Linked DNA regions of Mus musculus: all the other regions are linked to region 2. The links are chromatin contacts, found by POLR2A ChIA-PET in ENCODE. All regions are on one chromosome and are shown on one strand. Each heading gives the region's core, a stretch centred on a gene start or an enhancer-like site at or near the end of the contact. The rest is flanking DNA. Distances are from core to core; before and after follow the strand shown.

Region 1 (3,104 bases), core at 344-2,843, 250 kb before region 2:
TAGAATATTTGCCGAGGAATGGTCTTCAGCTCTACGTCTGATCTCCAGCACCGTAACTGAAGGGACCCGCACACAGTGTTCCCTCTTGAACACTGGGTTAGGCACAAACCACACTCAAACACCTATTTCCATAGAGAGATCCTTTACTGAGCAGGGGAAAGTGACTGTTCTCCGCTCAGGCAGACAGCAGCAGCAAATGACCTTGTGGGTGTGATGTTTTTTTAAGAGGAAAAAGAGGGGAATCTGTGATAGAATGGCTAGGATGTGGTGGTCATGTTTTGGTTGACCGTATTAATTAGGGTAGGCCAAGGGGGGATTTGACTGTTGTAGTGGCTATTTCTGGTTGTCAACTTGACTATATCTGGAATGAACTACAATCCAGAATTGGAAGGCTCATCAGTGACCCTAATCTGGAGGCTGAGAGATAGAAGTTTCTGACCTGGATCTCAGTATGGAGATCTTGAGGCATAGTGGCTATGGATTTCAGAAGATTAAGACAGGGAGATCAAAGATTAAGATTAAATTCCTTTACTATATAGAGACTACCCACAGTTCTGTGACTCTAGAGAACCCTGACTAATACAATTGTTGAACTTTAATACTTTGATAGCTGGACCTTGGTGATCATCCTCAGGAGGAGGCCAAATAAGGGAATAGACCTTATTTGGCCTACGGCTAGCTTTAGGAATATAACCCTGTTTGTTTGTTTGTTTATTAGCAAGGCAGAGGGAATGGGGAGAAGGACAAGGCCTGCCACACCTGTGCTTACCAAGCTTGGGCCTGCTAGAGCCCTTTAACAATACAGCAAAGCTTCCTGTGGTGGTATATGCTTTTAGTCCCAACCCTCAGGAAGAGATCTCTGTAAGTTCAAGGTCAGCCTGGTTTACATAGTGAATTCCAAGATATTCAGGACTACATAGGAAGATCCAGTCTCAAAATAAATACATAAAATAAAACTTGTTAAATTTCTATTTGAGGTAGGTTGGTGGTATTCAATTGGGATTTCAGCACTGGGGAGGCTGAGATCTGGAAGGCATAGTGGGATACTCTAACAAGCAAACAAATGTGATCCTACTGTTTTGTACTGCTATTGAGAACCTATAAATTTAAATATTACGTTAGAACAAGAGTATAGCAAACACTTTGCCCAAAGGGCCAGATGGTAAAATATCAATGGCCGTGGGAGGAACAGGTCTCTTCCCTTTGTAACATGAAAGCAGCCAGACAATAGAAAAGGAACGGATGTGGCTATACTCTAACAATTAAACTTCGTGATATTGAAATTTTAATTTCATATAATTTTCATCTCTCAAGAAATATTGTCGATCCTTCGCCTCACCCCGGTTCAAAGTGTAAAAACCGTTCTTGGCTCCCGAATTGGCCAAAAACAGCTGCCTGGACAGCCCGGACCATAGTGTGTTGGTAATGGTTCAATTGCCGTTAATATCTAGGTTGATCAGACCAAGGTTTGTTTCCTTCCAGCTCTGGGAGCTACAGCCAAGAAGGGGCGGAGCCTGCAGCCGCACAAAGACCCGCCCCGACCTAAGGGGAGGGGCGACGGCGAGGGGGCCGGCCGAGTGCCGGCTTCCGGCGGAAACGGGCGCGAGCAAGATGGCCACCACCAAGCGTGTGCTGTACGTGGGTGAGCAGGCGCGGGAGCTAGACTTAGTCTGAGCAATGTGGGAAAGGGGGAAAGCAGCCGGGGTCTATGGAGGGCTTGCTGGGCCTGAGGGTGTGAGCCCGAGATGGAAGGACAATTCCGGCGACCTTCCTAGTCCACTAAGCGCACAGGAACCCCGACGAGTGACAAGAATTTTGGGCTTCCAAATCCCTCCCGCCCATTCGTTTTACAAACATTCAGTGCGGAATGGCTGGATCTCTGCCCTAAAGGAGGAGTTACCAGACTATCTAGGAGAAAGTGGGAAATAACCTACACACCCTAGCGTTGTAATAGGGACTAACAATGATGACAGGAACTTGGGTGAGGGCAAACTTTCTGTTGCCGGGACGCAGAAGTTGAGCAGGAGTTGGGCAAAGAGTCAGAGTAGAGGCAAAGCTGTTCGCTGCACCGGAGCCGAAGCTCAAAGGCGTAAAAGAGCCTGGCGCCTAGGGGCAGCTGGGTCATTTTTCGAGAAACTCAGGGAAATTGGGGAAAACAAAATGGAAGATACAAGAGAGATCGGCGAGAGTCGGATGATAACCCTGTGTACACTACCAAGGAGCTCTCACTTTATCTTGAGGACAGTGACATTTAAGACTTTGAAGTCTAAGAGAACCGATGGATTCATTTCCACTTATATTTGGTTGGGGGGGGGCGGTTGGAGGAAGGAATTGAGGCAGAGAGGTCAGTTACAAAGCTTTCACAAGAGTTGGAGATCGAATCAGAACTGTTTAAAAGGAGATTGAAGAAAGGAAAGTAGTGTGGGTAGGCTGTAGAGAGAGATGTTTGTGTAGACAAAGGACTGGATGGAAAGATCCCTCCCTTTGCCTGTCATACCAGTGACAGGCAAAGTCCCTGGTGTGCAGGGACCTCTGAGTGTGTAGGACAGCGGCTCAGAAGGTCCTTGGCTCATTTGCAGGCGGGCTGGCAGAAGAGGTGGACGACAAGGTTCTTCATGCTGCATTTATCCCCTTTGGAGACATCACAGATATTCAAATTCCTCTGGACTATGAAACAGGTGGGTCATTTGAGTGTCTTTAACGCTCATTACCCTCCGATAGGGAAAGAATTAAAGTCACATTCCAGTTCTAAATTTACATTCTTAAGTTCTAGTAGAATTCTTGCCCACCATATGAGGCTTTGGTTTCAGTTCCCAGCACTAATCACACAGAGACACACACAGAGGGGCAGAGACACACACAGAGACACACACAGAGGGGCAGAGGGGCAGAGACACACACAGAGACACACACAGAGAGGCAGAGGGGCAGAGACACACACAGAGACACACACAGAGAGGCAGAGGGGCAGAGACACACACAGAGAGGCAGAGGGGCAGAGAGGAGAGAGACAGGGTGGGAATAGCAAGATCTTTAAACTCTGAGTCTGGGGAATCTCCCCACCCCCTAAAAACCAGTAGAGTAGTTGATGGCCACGGTGGCAC
Region 2 (2,779 bases), core at 34-2,533:
GTAAATTGTCCAAAGCACCTTGATCAAAGTCGGGACGCTAGTAAAGGGCTCGGAGTCAGGAATGGAACAACTTACGTCTACAACCAGAGGCACCCAATGCCTCAAATGTTCCCAGATCTATCTATCACTGGGGATGATTAAATTCATTGGTTCTAAGACAGTCAAATGCGTGCTCTGTTTAAAGTTTCAACATCTACTTTGTGACCTTGGCAAGTTATTCAGCTTCCTCATTTGAAGCTCCGAGGATGTAATGGTACCTACCGCAGAGAGTTGCTATTAGGATTAAATGAAAATGGTTTGAGCGCTCAGCACAAGCCTGGCATGTAGTCAGCGCACAGTAAATGGTAGCTATTATTACATGAACTGTATTTGTTGAATGATTGACTCTGGCATATAACACCTGCATTCAACTTGAACGCGGAGTTGTCAGTCATCCAGTCGAAGGGGTAGGAACCATAGCACAGCACTCGCCAATTTTTTTTCTAGAAATAAATCTTTGTGGGAGGATAATGACCGGTTGGAAAGTGTTAAGTCCGGAGGAAACAAAGACGCGATCCCCCGTCTAAGAAGCAGGGAGGCGAAGACTGCCCTGCAGGCTGCAGTTACAGCTCTGAATCGCACACGGGCTCATTAGCAGCCAGCTGGGCATACATAGCTTGGGGCGATGAAGCCTCAAAAGCAAGATTTTTAAGGAATGGGACAAGATCTCCTTTAATTTTGCTCATTTCATTTCAGGGACCACACCCTACAGGGTGGGAGGAAGAACTCCGAAGCCTGAGGCGGAAGCTTAAGCACAGCCACGGACCTGACCATCTATGGTCACAAAACGCACAGAGCAAACAGGAAGTGGGGCGCGAGTGGAAGATTTTCTCCACCTTCCCAGCCCTAGCCTCGGAATCGAGCGAGGGCGAGCATGCCCAGACGCTCAAAGCCTACTCTATTAGCCTCCGCGACCGAGTCCATTGCTTTTCTGTACTACAGACAGGGAAACCAAGGCTTGCACGCCCAGCCAGGGGCGAAATTTGGTCCCGGTCCCCCCAACCACCAGACACTGGGTCTCAGAGCCTTCTAGCCCCACTGTTGTTCCCTGAACCTCTTCCGGACTGAGGCTAAAAACGTAACGACCTCAGTCTCCGAGCACAAATTGACAAAACAAGCAGCCACTCAGCTGTCTTCCTTTGAGGAGGTGGGGCTTGGTTAGGAACTCCAGCTCCTTATTGGTCTGGGCCTCGGGGCGTGACCAACCGTGGACACGCCCCTTCCCCGAGTTTTCCTCCCCCACCTCCCTTGGAGGCGGAGCCCTTTTCCAAACGCTCCTAAGCCAGATTCTCTCTCCGGTGGCGGGGAATGAGGGCGGAGTCACGAGCGGAGCGGCCAAACTTCTTCCTCTCCCCCGGGCTAGCGTTACAGCCAGTGGTTCATTTCCGGTGGGGGTGCCGCGCCCAGTGAGGGCCCGGAAGTGGGTCGCGCGAAGACCGCTGGGCGGTTCTTGCCGGAAGTGGAGAGCGGCTGATCGCAGTCCGGAGGTGAGGCGGAACTCTTAAGGTGAGGGTTGGTGGTTGGATAAGGATTGGGATGGTCTTTGGGGCCCACCGGGTCCTGGCCGTTAGTAAAGGCTGTGCTAGCCTACGCGCGTTTGAGGAGTCTTGCTGAAAGGCCGGGGTTTGGGCCCTTCGGCCATCCCGGGCTCCTGGGTGCGGTCTCTTGAGGTGGGGCTGGGGTACCAGATTGAACCAGGAGGTCTTGGGGAAGCCACTTTCTCCTTGATTTCGCAGCTCTGCCTATCAGCCTCCGCGGAGGCCTGATTCCTAAAGGCATCCTAACCAACTGAATGGACCCTGGGAGACCTTAGAATTTCCTCCTGACCGGGTCTTGTTCCCATTACTCGGATGGGTAACTTGATCTCGGAGAAGAAAAGAATCTGGTTTTAGAGAGAGGTTTCCAGTCCTAGATCCTTCCTTTCCTTGGAACCTCTCTAACTTTCGATCTGGGCAGCTGCAGGTTAAAGGCTATCTGGTAGTAGAACTAAAAAAAAAAAAAAAGTTAAAAATTTGGAATGCCTGTTAAATTTAAGGTAGGCTAGTAAGCCCTGCGTTTACGTTCAGTGAGCTCCCCTTACTCTTAGACTGCCACTGTTCACTCGCAATCCAAGCTAACTTTATGGGAGGTGCTGTCCACTTCTGGATCTGAAGTCAGATGATTCAGGTTGGGTCTGGCACAGTTGCCAAGTGCCTGTGGTCGTAGGATCGCTGTGTTTATTCTGTGTTGGCAACATGGAAAATGTCATCGAATACAGCTTTGAAAAGTCTAGTCATTGCCCCCATCGAGTTAGCAGTGAAAGACAGTTAAGAAATAGTTACAAATGTGGTGAGGGTGCTGTGGAAGGACGCAGCAAGGGAGTCAGAAGCGTTTTGAAAGATCAAGAGGGTGTGTGTGTGTGTGTGTGTGTGTGTGTGTGTGAGAGAGAGAGAGAGAGAGAGAGAGAGAGAGAGAGAGAATATATTAGATAGAGGTTAGTTAGTATCAGAACTGTCAGCTGTAGCTCTTTGTACTGCTTTCCCTTGAAGTGAAAATCCAGGGTTAGAACAGCACGTTCATCATCTGCCAAGCATTTATTGGACCTCAGTATGTGTGAAAACATTTTAGCTTAGGCACTTAGCCCTTCTGGCTAGGAATACACTTGTTCTCTGGTGATATGTACAGTATGGGAGGAACCGGCAAATCAAGGGTGGTTGAGTGTGTGCACTGTGTGAACACAGAGCTACTGAGAACAGGAGAA
Region 3 (3,109 bases), core at 610-3,109, 130 kb before region 2:
TAAGTAGTGACACCCAAGGTTGTCCTCTTGCCTCAGCTTCCAAAAAGAGTGAAGATCACAGCGTATGACACTTTGCCCAATTTTAAGCTCTTCTTTTATAATTCATACTGACCTATTTGTTTTTCAATTTGTATTTGTGTGTGTGTGTGTACATACAGACATGTATGTAGAGGCCAGAGAGGTCAGGGTCAGGGTCTCCCCAGCCTAGGCACTTCTTTAGAGACTTTCCATGACATTCATTGATTTCTCCCTTCTCAAGAATTCTACCAAATTTAATAGTCTATCACGAAATCCAGCACTTGTAGTCTCTTCTGATCTTCTGAACCCGCCCACCTGAAAATGCTCTATAAGTAGCTCTGTTCACTTATTAGCTCTGTCTTACTCTATGTTTAGCCAGACTAACATTCCCCAATATAAGGAGTTTGGTCTAATGTACATATACACACACACACACAGTCACCATAGTTTTCACTGTTAACATATTTTTTAAACACTTGTAATAAGTGCTTCACATATATTTCATTTAATGATCACAAGGTTGTTTTTTATATTCTTCCTATTTTAGCAAAGGAACAAAGGTATCTTTGTTCATGTAGCAAAAAGTTGGGGGAAAAAAAATCTGGCTGAGATTCAGTTCAAGCTAAACTCTTTATCTCCCTAAGCTGGCACAAAGCAGGCTGCAAACAACTATTTGTTACATTACCTTACCTTTTAGTATAAGCTGATGATCTTATCATGGAAAAATAAATTATGAGGGTAGAAACAATGTCAGGAGCCTTATGAGGTAAAGTGGGGCAAAGAATTAATTACTAATTTTAGGTTACTAACCATGAGTTCTGCGACTGGTTGTATATGTTCGACACCTTTGAACATGCCTAACAGCTGTTGTAATTCTTCTCACATTCACCCAAAATGTCACCTACTCTCTAGCTCAAATGCTCCTACATCCCCGAAAGTCCTCTCGCAAAGAGGACAAAAGGATTAAAAAACAAAAACAAATAAACAAAAAAGCCCTCAGGTTCAGCCAATATTTACCACAATGTCTGACCTTCGAGCTGGCCTCCCTCTCTCCACTGTAACACTCCAATGTCTCACTTATTAAATACTTTAGCCTTGTGATTGTGGGGCAAATGACATTTCCTCCACTTTACAAATATAATATTCAAGTAAAGGGCACTGTTGATCTGAAGTCACGAAGCCAGTGGCTGCCTCTGACTGCTCTAGTGCCCAAGAAGACACTCACAGGTGGCATCTGACTTACCTTGGGCTAGAATTAGAATTATGGCAAAATTTGGGAATAATTAACTTACTGAAATTCACCGGATGTCAACCTTAAACGTTCCACTATCTCTCCTCCATTTATTTGCAATGTGCCACGCACAAGGTCACTTCACCTCCCCAGCCCCCAACATTTTTATCCATAAATGAAACTGTTGGTACTATCTACGAAAGAGTAATGGCCTGAGAAGTTACTTAGCGATCACAGGACACAATGGACACTGTCTGCCATTGGAATGGGTACCTAGCAGGTGTGGGTTCCTTTCATCTGGATCCCCATACGCCTCGAGGTTCACCCACTACAGCCACGCGACAGGGTGTCCCCTAGTCCAGAGGCCCGCACGCGACCTCCAGGGTTCCCAGGCCCCCGGGCCAAGCACGCTGCCATACCTGCATGGAGTCGGCGCTGACGATCTCGCCGCCGAGCCGCTGGCCTAACTGCAGAGCCAGGGTGGACTTGCCAGTCCCAGTAGCCCCGAGAATCACTACAAGTGGCAGTGTTCGCCGCAGGCCTCGGAATCCAGAGCTCACAGGAACTGCTCGTGCAGCAGCCGCAGCCGCCATCTTGAAGGCATCTGAGCATGCGCCGAAGCAGCTGTCCCCATGGCAACAGTCAGTGCGCCGGCGCGGATCTCCGGCTCAGAACGCGGGGAGGGTGGAAAGGAGGAAACTGTGGGACAAAGGTACCAAGCTTAGGAGGCCCATGACGTAACTGCCTTCGACTAGCTGAGATTAGCCCACCGACTTGCTTTCTCAAAGGAGAGATGGCAGCCCATCTAAAATATTTCTGTCTACATTGCGTCCAGGCACCCAATTCTTTTTCCTCATAGCATTAATTCAAGAATAAAACTGTATAACTGGCCTCTGGTTTATTGTCTGAGTTCTACCACAGGCTGTTAATTTCACAAAGACAAGAAGCACATTCTGACTAGTTCATTGCTGAGTCTCCTGTGCCTAGCACAGGCACCCACCAATGATTAAATGGACAGAGAAACGACTTGCCTACCTTAGCGTTGGATTTAATAAGCTCAGAGAGTGTCCGATTCTCAGTCATTCTTCAAAATCAGATCTGTCCAATTCTCAGTCAAGAGCATGGCTCTAATGTTTGAATTCCACACTCATTTAGACACAATCAGAAAGCAGGACAAAGCTCTGCGTTGGCATAAAGCAGTCAAGAGATAGGCTTAAAAGCAAAAGAACAAGCAAGTGAATGACAACCCAAAAATTAGAAGAGGAAGCAGAAGAAAATCAAAGGGTAAAGCAGATACAAGTGAGGGAAAGAAAAATCAGAATCAAGGATGGCCAGACTTCAAGATTCCACACACCACTTTGAGAAATGGCTTTAAGAATCCAGAGAGATGGTTTAACATGTAAAGTTGCTGGCAGCCAGATCTGATGACCTGAGTTCAATCTCCAGGATCCGCATGTGGAAGGAGAGAGCTGATGCTGACCTCTGTACACACACACACACACACACACACACACACACACACACACACACCACACACACTGAAGTTTAAAATTAAGAAAGAATGGTTATGGAACCCGATGAACCTAGATTCAAATTCCAGCTCTCAGACTTATCAGCTGAGAGCTGATTAATTCTCATCAGAATTAATTCCATTAGCAGCATTTTTTTTTCTCTTTGTCTGAAGACTGAACCCAGGCCCCCCCTGGGTGCTGAATATACACTCTAGCACTGAGCTGAGCACACTTCAGACCCTTACTTCACCTCTTAACCTCAGCAATTTTATCTTTCCATTCTTCCAAGGATTGCCATAAGGAAAAGGTGAAATAATGTCTGGAAAGTGCTTGCTTCAAATGCACTGGC

Evidence for each region. ChIA-PET counts read pairs that join two places held with the same protein, here RNA polymerase II (POLR2A).
Region 1: POLR2A ChIA-PET joins it to region 2 with 11 read pairs in embryonic stem cell. The contact joins the promoter of Ppie here to the promoter of Cap1 in region 2. POLR2A ChIA-PET finds 5 or more read pairs at or near these places in 3 of 5 experiments (Patski and embryonic stem cell).
Region 3: POLR2A ChIA-PET joins it to region 2 with 21 read pairs in Patski. The contact joins the promoter of Trit1 here to the promoter of Cap1 in region 2. POLR2A ChIA-PET finds 5 or more read pairs at or near these places in 3 of 5 experiments (Patski and embryonic stem cell).

Annotation. Positions count from the first base shown.
Region 1 is chr4:123,138,440-123,141,543 of GRCm38, reverse strand. Ppie (peptidylprolyl isomerase E (cyclophilin E)) reads left to right here and starts at 1,593. Exons shown (of 10, transcript NM_019489.6): 1 at 1,593-1,642; 2 at 2,580-2,678. The coding sequence starts at 1,612.
Region 2 is chr4:122,884,580-122,887,358 of GRCm38, reverse strand. Cap1 (CAP, adenylate cyclase-associated protein 1 (yeast)) reads left to right here and starts at 1,283. Exons shown (of 13, transcript NM_001358035.1): 1 at 1,283-1,545.
Region 3 is chr4:123,015,343-123,018,451 of GRCm38, reverse strand. It overlaps Trit1 (tRNA isopentenyltransferase 1), which reads right to left and starts at 1,859. Exons shown (of 11, transcript NM_025873.3): 1 at 1,669-1,859. The coding sequence starts at 1,842.